Regions from separate parts of the Homo sapiens genome. Here all the other regions are linked to region 2. Evidence: read pairs that join two places in POLR2A ChIA-PET (ENCODE). Cell type or tissue: K562. All regions are shown on one strand. Region 1 overlaps FUBP3 (far upstream element binding protein 3). Region 2 has its middle 48 kb from the start of FUBP3. Region 3 overlaps FUBP3 (far upstream element binding protein 3).

Region 1 (4,000 bases), 69 kb before region 2:
CTTCTGAGATTCACTTCCCTCTTTCCAGAGTGGAGACTGGTGGCCTCAGCACCTGCCTGGGGTGCAGGTCACAGGCAGGGGTCCGGGCATCATGGCTCTCACCACCGCTAGCACTTGTACCTCCTATCTCCTGTCTCTCCTTGAGGTCTGGGATTTTCAAACGTCTTTTCCTCCCTCCTGTCTTCCTTTTCTGTCCTTGCCCTATGCCACAAGTACTGAAACAAAGCTTGGAAAGGATCACAGAAATAGTCTATTTCACTCTTCCTGCAAATAATTCATTTGACAGAACGCCCAAGAATTCGTCCTTTACCCCGTAAGAATACAGCAGTTCCCCCTCATCCATGAGGGATATGTTCCAAGACCCCTGGTAGGTGGCTGAAGCCATGGAGAGTACCGAACCCTGTATACGCTACATTTTTTCCTATACATTGGTGAGTGGGTAGTGTATACAGTGTGGATACACATGCTACTCAGAATGGTGTACAATTTAAAAATTAGGAATTGGCTGGGTGCGGTGGCTCACGCCTGTAATCCCAGCCCTCTGGGAGGCCGAGGCAGGTGGATCACGAGGTCAGGAGTTCAAGACCAGCCTGGCCAACATGGTGAAACCCCATCTCTACTAAAAATACAAAAATTAGCTAGTTGTGGTGGCGCACGCCTGTAATCCCAGCTAATTGGGAGGCTGAGGCAGGAGAATCACTTGAACCTGGGAGGCAGAGGTTGCAGTGAGCCAAGATCGCACCACTACACTCCAGCCTGGGTGACAGAGCAAGACTCCATCTCAAAAAAAAAAAAAAAAAATTAGGAATTATTTCTAAAATTTCCATTTAATAATTTCGGCAGTGGTTGACCGTGGGTAACTGAAACCGTGGAAAACGAAGTCATGAATAAATGGGGAACAACTGTATTATCAAAAGTAGAAAGTGTGGTACTATAAAAGGTGCTGTTCTTCAGCAGGTCATGAAGTAAAAAGAATAAAAAGGACAAAAAAAAAGGTGCTACATAAATAGCAAAGACGAGTCTTTGAGTGAAGAGGCAGGCATAGTTTCAAAGCCCCTTGCATGGCCTTACCCCCGCCACCCCAGTGGTGAGGACAGTGCTGTACTCTCCTGAAGTCCTGGTTTTGGTGCCACCCACTACACAGAATGCAGGGGGAGTATGAGGCCTGCTTAGTTCAACTAAAAAAGCTCCTAAAAATGCTCCTGAGGAAGAAAACTGGAAAGGCTTTGATCTTTGATCAGGAGAGATACAGAGGGACAAATGGGAAGTGACTTCTCTGTCTGTCCATCAGCTCTGGGCAAACATGAGAAAGCACTTGTTTCAGGTGGTTAGGGCAGTTGGACAGTGAACCATGAGACGGGAGACTTGTTTAAAGAAACTGGGGGAGGGGTACTCTCTATATACTTCCCTAACTAAAGATGAAGAAAATGTTTTCATCAACTGATGAGGCTGATTTTAGTTGAGGGCTGGCAAATTAAGCTTGAGGGCCAGCTGCCTGTTTCGGTGAAATATCTTATTGGCTCACAGCCATGCTCTTTGTTTATGTAGATGCTACAGCTGTTTTTGAACTCCAATAGCGTAGCTTAGTAGGTGGGATACATAGCCTGCAAGCTTAAATTTATTTTTGTTTGTTCTGAGATCACTATGTCACCCAAGCGGAGTGCAGTGGTGCGATCACTGCTTACTGTGGTCTTGACCTCCCAGGCTCAGGCAATCCTCCCACCTCAGCCTCCTGAGTAGCTGGGGCTGCAGGCATGCACCACCACACCCAGCTAATCTTCTTTCATTTTTTTGTAGAGATGGGGTCTTGCTATATTGCCCAGGCTGGTCTCAAACTCCTGGACGCAAGCAATCCTCCCACCTCGGCCTCCCAAAGTGCTGGGATTATAGGCATAAGCCACCATGCCTGGCCCCTAAAATGCTTACTATCAGGTCCTTTATAAAAAAGCTTGTTGCCAGGTGCAGTGCAGTCCCAGCTACCCAGGAGGCTGAGGTGGGAGGATCACCTGAGCCTGGGGGATAGAGGCTGCAGTGAACCATGACTGCCCCACTGCACTCCAGCCTCAGCAAGAGTGAGACCCTGTCTTTAAAAAAAAGAAAGAAAAGCTTGCCAACCTCTAATTTAGATTACATTTAAATTCGCACTTCTAAATCACTTAGCTAATACTATTGTCTTAAATTTGGAACTTACTTTTCCCAAAATTTAAAAATGCAAATCGTAGGAAACACGGGAGAACTTGAGCATGAAAAACATGGGAGAACTTGAGCATGAAGAGTCCATGGGAAATGAAGCCAGTCTTTATGGCCACATCACGTAGGCTCTGCTAGGAGAGGTGCACAGCGGGACCCAGTAACCGCGGAAGGAAGGTCTGCCCTGAGCAGAGGGCAAATACACTGCTTTAGAAATTCAGAGAAGGATATGACTTAATATTCACTGGTCAGGTGGGTGTGTGAAAAAGGGAAAAGAGGGGGAAAGAGGGAGGGAGGGAGGGAGGGAGGGAGGAAGGAAGGAAAAGGTAGAGAGAAGACCAAGAGGCTAGGTGGCATGTGGGCTGAGCCCCGAAGAAAGTCAAAAGATAAGGAAGAGGACAGGTTTCTAGGAAGAAGTTGGCTGAGCAGGAGTTGGGCAGGTTAAGAGCTGGGTGAGGGGAGAGAGGAGACAGGCAGCCAGGCTGCTACACAGGAGGAGCACAGGAGGTGCACGGGAGGAGCCAAGCGGGAGGGCAGGCAATGGCCAGGTTGCAAGATCTGCACCTCCCTGGTTACTGGAGGAATGAAACTGGTTGGACTGACTGCAGGGAGAGGCTCCAGTTGAAACATGAGAGAAGTACTGGATGAAAAAGGTGCCACAACTGAGACCAGAAGGCAGATTCCTGAACTGGTGGGGTGCCAAGGATGCATATCAAAGACTGCTGGAACATGTGGGTATCAAGATTGAAGACAGTGAAGGTTAAAATGGCCTGATCCAAAGCTGGAGGGCGGTGGAGTGACTGGTGACTGCTCTTCCCACGGACAGGCATTCAGGCAAGCTTTCAAACTGAGCTCTAAATTCTGCTCTGGGTTCTAAGCAGACTCATGAACAGCGTTCTGACAAGTGGCTCAAAACTGCCACTCTCTGAAACACAACTAACCCAAATCCCTTTCTATATCAGGAACAAATCCTTTCCCTTGTTCCACTGCCTAGCATATTAAAAAAAACTTTACATATATATATATATACACACACACACACACACACACACATATACTTATATATATGTGTATATATGTGTGTATATATGTGTATCTATATATGTATATATGTATTTTTTGAGATGGAGTCTCACTCTGTTGCCCAGGCTGGAGTGCAGTGGTGCGATCTTGGCTCACTGCAACCTCCGTCTCCCAGGTTCAAGTGATTCTCCTGCCTCAGCCTCCCAAGCAGCTGGGACTACAGGCGCGTGCCATGACATCCAGCTAATTTTTTGTATTTTTAGTAGAGACGGGGTTTCACCGTGTCAGCCAGGATGGTCTCAATCTCCTGACCTCGTGATTTGCCTGCCTTGGCCTCCCAAAGTGCTGGGATTACAGGCGTGAGCCACAGTGCCCGGCCTTATTTATTTTTCGGAAATACGGTTTTGCTATGTTGCCCAGGCTGGCCTCGAATGTCTGGGCTCAAGCTTTCCCACCACCTCAGCCTCCTGGGTAGCTGGGATTACAGGTGTGAGCCACCATGCTGGGCATCTCTAGGAATTCTAAGAGGAGATGGCCACTGTTTTTAGATGTGGGAGCCTTTGGGGGAAAATTCTTTAGACTCACACTGAAGATTTTAAGGGGATGGCACTCACTTGATTGTAAAAATTCGTGTGTATTTACAAAGTGTTTATGACCACAAAACAGAAAATCCACCCCAGGGCCACTGGAACTAAGATAACCATTTAAACTACTTATCCAAAATAGTACGCTGTGATCTTTTTATATTTGACTGGTGTTAGTGATTCCCTAGGCCAAATAGGGATGA
Region 2 (4,000 bases):
CCAGTTAATTTTTGTATTTTTAGTAGAGACGGGGTTTCACCATGTTGGCCAGGATGGTCTCAATCTCTTGACCTCGTGATCTGCCTGCCTCGGCCTCCCAAAGTATTGGGATTACAGGCTTGAGCCACCGCACCCGGCCACCCTGTTTCTACTAAAAATATGAAAAAAAAATTAGCGGTGTATGGTGGCACACGCCTGTAATCCCAGGTACTCAGGAGGGTGAGGCAGGAGAATCTCTTGAACCCGGGAAGTGGAGGTTGCTGTAAGCCGAGATGGCGCCACTGCATTCCAGCCTGGGCGACAGAGCAAGACTCCGTCTAAAAAAAAAAAAGGAAGGTTCTGAGGTGGGAAGGGACCCCTGAGGGGCAGGAGGGACCACAGCCAGGGCCAGTGAGGCCACAAGAGGCTGGGCGCAGGAGTGAGACCAAGAGAGGTCTCTGTTCTGCAAGTCGTAGTCACAAGCATTGGTGGTCCCAAAGGCCATCCTTGCTCGGATAGGGGAGAAAGATGCTCTTTTAAAAAAAAAAATTTGTTTTAACCAAAGGCAAGTCTTTCATTGAACTTCTTGCACCCCTCATCCACCCCCACCCAGCCCCAGTGCTGGCTCTTCCCCATTGTCCATCCCTGCAGCACCTGTTCAGGGGCTGGAGGACAGGAGGGACACACATAGCGGGAAGAAGGAGCAAGAGACAGAGACAAACCTTGTGCAGCAGACGGGGCAGACCACTGGGCAATGGGGGGCACCTGGGAAAGACGCGTGTCTCCTTCATGGCTCCCCTCGGGAAAGGAGTGGAGAATGCTTTCAACATGGAGAATGCCTTCTCCCCCTCCAGTAAAAGGTATGTCTTTTTGGGGTTTTCTCATTGCAATGGTAATGCACACCTGCTGTAAGAAAAAGCCAAGCGTCTATTAACTGGTTTTCAAAAGGAGAAAAAAGGAAAAGCCAAGTGTCTCGGAAATCAACAGGCCAGAACTTTGGAGCCCTCCTGGCTCCTGTCTTCCTCCCACCCCCAGGTCCAGTTGATGGGCTCCACCTTTGGAGTGGCTTCCGCTCTGACACTGACAGCCACCTCCACCCTCGGCTCTGACCCGAGCCCCCACCACAGATCTAACAGGCTCTTCACTCAGCAGCCAGCGGGGCCCTTTATCAATGGCAGGGCAGGGCACTCCTCTGCCCAAACCATTTGGTGTCTTCACTTTGCTTGGAGCAAAAGCCAAACCCTCCTCTCAGCCCTCAGGGACCTGTGTGATCCGCTCCCACCCTTTCCTCTGCCATCCCGCCTCTTTTCCCCCAGGGGGTCTTCAAGGATCTGGTCCCACACTGCACTCACAGCAGCTGCTCTCTGGAAAGCCTCAAGTCGTCTTGTCCTGAGTGTGTGCCCCCCAGGCCATAGTCAAAGACTTGCTTAGAAACCCAGCCTGAGGCTGGGCATGCTGGCTCATGCCTGTAATCCTACCACTTTGGTAGGCCAAGGTGGGCGGATTGCCTGAGCTCAGGCGTTTGAATCCAGACTGGCCAGCATAACAAAACCCTATCTCTACTAAAAATCCAAAAATTAGCCAGGTTTGGCACATGCCTATAGTCCCAGCTTCTTGGGAGGCTGAGGCAGGAGAATCGCCTGAACCTGGGAGGCGGAGGTTGCAGTGAGCTGGGATGGTGCCACTGCATTCCAGCCTGGGTGACAGAGCAAGACTCTGTCTCAAAAAAAAAAAAAAAAAAAAAAAAAAAAAAGATCCAGGTATGGTGGCTCACATCTGTAATCCTAGCACGTTAGGAGGCCGAGGTGGGTGGATCACCTGAGGTTGGGAGTTCGAGACCAGCTTGACTAGCATGGAGAAGCCCCGTCTTTATTAAAAATTACAAAATTAGCTGAATGTGGTGGCACATACCTGTAATCCCAGCTACTCGGGAGGCTGAGGCAGGAGAATTGCTTGTATCCTGGAGGTGGAGGTTACGGTGAGCCGAGATCGCGCCATTGCACTCCAGCCTGGGCAACAAGAGCGAAACTCTGTCTCAAAAAAAAAAAAAAAAAAAAGAAAGAAAGAAAGAAAGAAAGGAAAAAAAAAAAGAAACCCAGCCCTGGCATCATCCTTTCCTCCAGCCCTGCAGACCCTGCGGCCTCAGTAGCTCCGTGTCCTTATCTCTGCCTCCCAGCTCAGCAGGATGACTGCAGCTTGGATCCCTGCTCTCTGGTCTGTGGCTGGGAAATTGGCCCCAGGCAGAGATCTGGTGATTGTGGGGCTCACTTCATGGGTTTCCCTTCTCTCAGGGATTGTGGTCTTGCACAGTCTGAATCTATGGTCTTGCACCGAACAGAGTAGCCTCATAGATTCCATCAAGGGCTAGTTGTATACCCACTACTCCTCCGTGGCCTGTAGCAGATGTTTGCTATTAGCTTTATTTACTTATTTTTATAAAAATTTTTATTTTGGAATTATTTTTATTATTATTTGTTCTGTACAGACAGGGTCTCCCTCTGTTGACCAAGCTGGCCTTGAACTCCTGGCCTCAAGTGATCTTCCAACCTTGGCTCCTAAAGTGCTGGGATTACAGATGTGAGCCACCACGCCTGGGCCCAGAATAATTTTAGCTTTATAGAAAAGTTGCAAGGATAGTGCCGAGAGCCCCTGTATACTCATCATTCACTTTCTTCTACAGTTAACATCTTCTATAACCATGGCCCATTTGTCAAAACTAAGAAATTAACATGGGTGCAATATTACTAATTAAACTACAGACTTTGATTTCATCAGTTTTTTCATTAATGTCTTTGGATTGTCTAAAATCTGATCCAGAATCCCACGTGCTAGCAGCTCTATTTCAATAGCCAGAAACTGGGAGCAACCCAAATATCTGTCAACAGAAGTTGTGAAATAAATCGTGGTGCATTCCCATAATGAAATATGATGCAGGCCGGGCGCGGCGGCTCATGCCTGTGATCCCAGCACTTTGGGAGGCCTAGGCGGGCGGGTCATTTGAGATCAGGAGTTTGAGACTAGCCTGGTCAACATGGTAAAACCCCATCTTTACCAAAAATACAAAAATTAGCCGGGCATGGTGGCTGTGCCTGTAATCCCAGATACTCAGGAGGCTGAGGCAGAAGAATCGCTTGAACCCGGGAGGCAGAGGTTGCAGTGAGCTGAGATCGCACCACAGCACTCCAGCCTGGGTGACAGAGCGAGACTCCATCTCAAAAAAAAAAAAAGAAAAAAGAAAAAAGATAAAAGGAGTCTGACACAATTAATTAATGAATTCGTAAGTTTTTAGTAAATGATTAATTTTTAATTGGGGTTGAAGAGGTTAGAATTGTCATTACCATTTGTGGCAGACAGACCCTAAAGTGACCCCTGTAATTTTTGTTTAAAAGAATGGAGTCTTGCTATGTTGCCCAGGCTGGTCTTGAACTCCTGGGCTCAAGAGATCCTCCCGCCTCAGCCTCCCAAGTAGCTAGGACTGTAGGCATGAGCCACCATCCCTGGCTGACTCCCACTGATTTTTAACCTTTGGTATGTACACTCTTTGTAACCCCTCCTTTTGACTGTGGGTGGGACTAGGGATGTGCTTTTGGCTGAGATGATAAAGCTGAAGGAGTTTTGCAGGTGTAATTTAGATCTCAAGGCAGTTCATTTTGAGTTCATTGAAAGGGTTAGGCTGGACTTAATTAGGTAAAACCTTAAGTCTGGGCCCAGTGGCTCACGCCTGTAATCCCAGCACTTTGGGAGGCTGAGGTGGGTGAATCACTTGAGTCCAGGAGTTTGAGACCAGCCTGGACAACATGGCGAAACCCCATCTCTACCAAAATACAAAAATTAGTCTGGCGTGGTGGTGCATGCCTGTAATCCCAGCTACTTGGGAGGCTGAGGTGGGAGGATCCCTTGAGCCCTGGAGACTAAGATTGCAGTGAGCTGAGATCACGCCACTGCACTCCAGCCTGGGTGACAGAGCGAGACTCCATCTCAAAGAAAATGAAACAAACAAAAAAAGCTGAAGAGAGACTTG
Region 3 (4,000 bases), 77 kb before region 2:
AACTTTTGTTTAACTGATGACCGGTGATTTCTAGAAACTCCCAAACACCTAGGCAGAATACAAGATGACAGAATTGTTTTGCTGATAGAAGGTTAAGGATATGTTACAGCAACAGATACATAGCACAAAATTCATCCTTCCAGAAGAGAAACTGTGGCAGTTTCTTGTATATTTTTCCCTGTTTGAAGGGCGATACACTATGACCACACATACCCCATCTTACAGATTGGCCTTTGTAAAACTCAGGGCTCTTTCTGTATCTCTCTAAATCTTCTACGTTTGACAGAAGGCTATGAGGGGACACAGAAACAGAGAATTAGCTGGGCTGAGGCTCTCTGGCAAGTCCCTACCACTTCGGAAGGATGGAACCCTGGCTTCTGGCCTCCTCACCACGCACTAGCCACCCACCCATACTCCCTGGGCACCCAAAGCATTCTCTTGTGAGTGTCTGACCCTCACACTTCGAGGTGTCTCTTCTCAGGTGAAGGGGTTAAGGATTAATAAAATACTGGCAACACCACAAAACCAGGTGGGAAAATCTCATTCTCTCCTTTTAAATTAAATGTACATTGGTAGAAAGAGCAACTCCAATCTTCTACAAGTATTTTAAGTTACTGCAATAATGGCTGATTTTTAATGCCTTGTATTAGTTTATCCCTGAGCTGACACTATCTTAGAAATGGCTAGCAAAAAACTCGAGTCTTAAAGAAGCCTAACCCATGCTTTTTCACATTCTCAACCTCTGACTTTCTAGCACTCTAGTACAGATGGTGGATCAATAAACAATTAGAAATGATCAATAAATAATAAAACGTAACCCACTGCTTACCTTTGATGTACCAAGGCCCCTAACTGGTTACCTACTGTGGCAAAGAGAAAGAGAAAAAAAAAATCAAAGCATTAGCACGGATAAACTAACTTCATCCTTACCATTCTTACCATTTCGGGTGGGGTGGAAAAGAAAGGCAGAAAGAAAGCAAACAGTAATTTAGGCTCAGTGGCTGAAATGAATGCGTTATATGATATGAAACAGGAGGGGACATCTTGATCAACACAGTCTGTAACCCAGTGTCCAGCTGAACACAGGATAAGAAATTGATCTGTGTGTCCACATGCTGTGAGGCCTGGGAGAAAATCCTGCTAGCCTAAATCCCTCTAACTTCCTACCTCCCTCCTGCTCTGGATCCAAACTCAATGTAAAGATGGAAAGAGATCCTTCTTTCTCTTTTAAAAACAAATGAGAAGATTTACCCTCCTTGGATGCATTGTTAAGGACTGCTCCACAGCAGCTGTAGTCATGAGGAACACGCACATATGCTCCTCCTGGCCACGGGGGAGGAGACGCCCCCTGGTGCCCCCCTCGCCGGCCCCCCCACCCCCAAGACCATAAGCATCTGAAGGAGAGGATCCAGCCTCCTACCTCCACAGGCCTCGTCACGGACCCACCAGAGCAGTCCATGTGCAGCGGACACTAAGAATGAGCAACTGCCTTTCAAGCCCATTTCACAAAGACAACGGTGCCAAACAGCCTCTTATTATTAAAACCAACTCTGTAATCACATTCCCACAAAACCACTTTAGCTACACTTTTTGTTCCAGTTTCTCCTCTTTCAGCTATTGATGAGTGTCTCTCCTTCACCAGCCATCAGCAAAAATGATTCTGTAGTGTTTCTCTTTTGGAAAATGCAGCTCAGGAAACACAGTCAGCAGACAATGAAAAAATACAAATCCTAAACATATCACAAAGAACCAAATGCACCTTACAACATGCTAAAAAGGGCATTCAGAAATACGTCTTTGGGGAAAGTTATTCTAAGGACATGAGCTAAGTCGCAAAGGATCGATTACACCCACTTGAGGACAGAGAATGAAATGGTTTGACAATTGAACTCCATCTGAATCAGAACAGGGAGCCAACTGCTCTGCTTGTGCTCAAACTCACTGCTGTCATTCTCCGACTGGACAGTAAAGAGACAAAGGAAAAAAAGCAGACCGTGACATTTAAAAAGAAGAAAAAGCAAAGCAAAACAATGCTAGCAAAAAGCAAACGAAGCTACTAAGTCAATACCATATTTCTTCTGGATCAATAACAAGATAATGGTCTACAGCCAAAATATTGACACTAGACACTATTAATCTGCTTATCTCAGGGATAAGAGAATTGTTTTTTACTGACTCTTAAAATTTTCTCTTTGCCTATCTGTTTGAATATAACAAACATTCTTGCTTGGAACAGGTAGTGTTCACAACTCCCATTCTGCATGAAAACTGGACAATCACCAGGTCAGGAAAGAAATCCTCACCACAGACTCAGCCCCTGAATAATGTTGGGGCTGAGACATTCCTGAGGGAGGTATGTTGGCCACATAGGGCAGTGGGGAGGAAAAGAAACACACCAAAGGAGAATGTCAACGACAGAGTACCTGTGAGCTTGGTTAGCTGTTCCTATTTATGGGTCAAGCTCAGCTTCCCTGATTGCTATCAGAATTCCCCTCTTAGTGGGTAAAGAATCTACTGAAGCCAGAAGAACTAAAATGTCTTGAAATGATGAGAACACAGAGGAGAGGTGCTCAGCATTCCTCAGCTGGGGGAATGAGGCCGCACCGTGGGTTCTGGTCCACTGCGTTGTTTGGTAAAGGATGTCAAAGGGCCGATGATCTTCAGAAATTTCTGTCTCAGCCAGAAAAGCCACAGAAACAAAGGGCAGTGCTACCATAAAGAACTTCCTGAGATTCACAAGAATATTCAGAGGGCTCCTGTTCAAAAGCCATTTGAAATTTTGTGCTCATCACAAAAATGGCAATTCCTTTTTGTTGGCAAAGTATGTGTTACAGGTGCCACGCACATGACACCATTCCTGCCAGCCACGGTGGAGGCACTCATAATGACCAGAGATGAAAATGTTCACACTATCATCCCACAGATAGATGGGCTGCTGAGAGCCGCATCACTGAGAGGAAATCAGGTTCAAGTCCAGAGTCAACTCTGAGCTGGCAGATGCTTAGGAAGGATAAATCATCTCCCTCCTCCATGCAAATGCTGGAGTCCACCCAAGGCTGAAACATGTGATTGCAGTTTCATTCCCTTCGGAACATTCCCATTTGCTGCCTAAAAATGAAAACCAGCAGTTAGATCAGGGGCGCTGGGTACTCATATGGCCAACTTCTATGTCCAACTCCAGGAACAGGAACCTCTCCTCAGTCTTCGCAATGAGGAGGGGTCACACTAAGGAGGCAGATGGGAACACCTATCATATTCAATTGAATGGAACTACACTCATTTTCCTGTAAAAAAGGAAAAATGCTGGGTAAAATCAGTCCTGTTTCCACTAATGGTGTGTGCTGGTTGACAATGCATCTTCTTGCTTCTAAAGGTCCCGTTGGAGCAATTCCAGCATATACAGGTGTAGTTCTCGTTTCCCTTGTGCACTATATAATACGAACTGCCTGGGCTGTGAGTCATCCTACGATATCATAAATTCTTTCTGAAGAGTAATACTCTGCCAATTTTAATAATAATCTTAAAAAAAAAAAAAAAGGAGGTCAGGTCAGGTGCTGTCACTCATGCCTGTAATCCCAGCACTTTGGGAGGCCAAGGCAGGCAGATAACTTGAGGCCAGGAGTTCGAGACCTGCCTGGCCAACATGGCAAAACCCTGTCTCTAGTAAAAAAAAAAAAAATACACAAATTAGCTGGGTGTGGTGGTGCACATCTGTAATCCCAGCTACTCGGGAGGCTGATGCACAATGAACCGGGGAGGTGGAAGTTGCAGGGAGCTGGGATCGTGTCATTGCACTCCAGCCTGGGTGACAGAGCAGAACAATCTTAAAAATCAATCAATCAAACAAACAATAACACAAAAAAAGGTGATCAGACACATTTTTCCCTATTAGTGAAGAAAAAAAGATTTCATTTTTTTTTTCTCCTCCAAAAGAAACAAAACTGCACTGGGAAATACATGCAACTTTGCAATACACATCAGCTTTTTTTTTTTCCTGAGA

The links. Peaks named below come from ENCODE experiments on the same cell type or tissue, not always from the same donor. Only the 100,000 strongest peaks of a DNase experiment are listed, where the experiment ranks them.
Region 1: POLR2A ChIA-PET joins it to region 2 with 6 read pairs; 5 of 35 experiments call an interaction of 5 or more read pairs at or near these places.
Region 3: POLR2A ChIA-PET joins it to region 2 with 7 read pairs; 5 of 35 experiments call an interaction of 5 or more read pairs at or near these places.

Annotation. Positions count from the first base shown.
Region 1 is chr9:130,598,603-130,602,602 of GRCh38, reverse strand. The region is part of intron 2 of FUBP3 (far upstream element binding protein 3); the gene reads right to left. Among named protein-coding and RNA genes, the nearest start is that of FUBP3, 21 kb to the right of the region's middle. In K562, no CTCF peak of the experiment used is centred here; no DNase peak of the experiment used is centred here.
Region 2 is chr9:130,530,020-130,534,019 of GRCh38, reverse strand. No RefSeq gene overlaps it. Among named protein-coding and RNA genes, the nearest start is that of FUBP3, 48 kb to the left of the region's middle. In K562, no CTCF peak of the experiment used is centred here; a DNase peak (open chromatin) is centred at 2,169.
Region 3 is chr9:130,606,817-130,610,816 of GRCh38, reverse strand. It overlaps FUBP3 (far upstream element binding protein 3), which reads right to left. Exons shown (of 19, transcript NM_003934.2): 3 at 830-863. Among named protein-coding and RNA genes, the nearest start is that of MIR6856, 17 kb to the left of the region's middle. In K562, no CTCF peak of the experiment used is centred here; no DNase peak of the experiment used is centred here.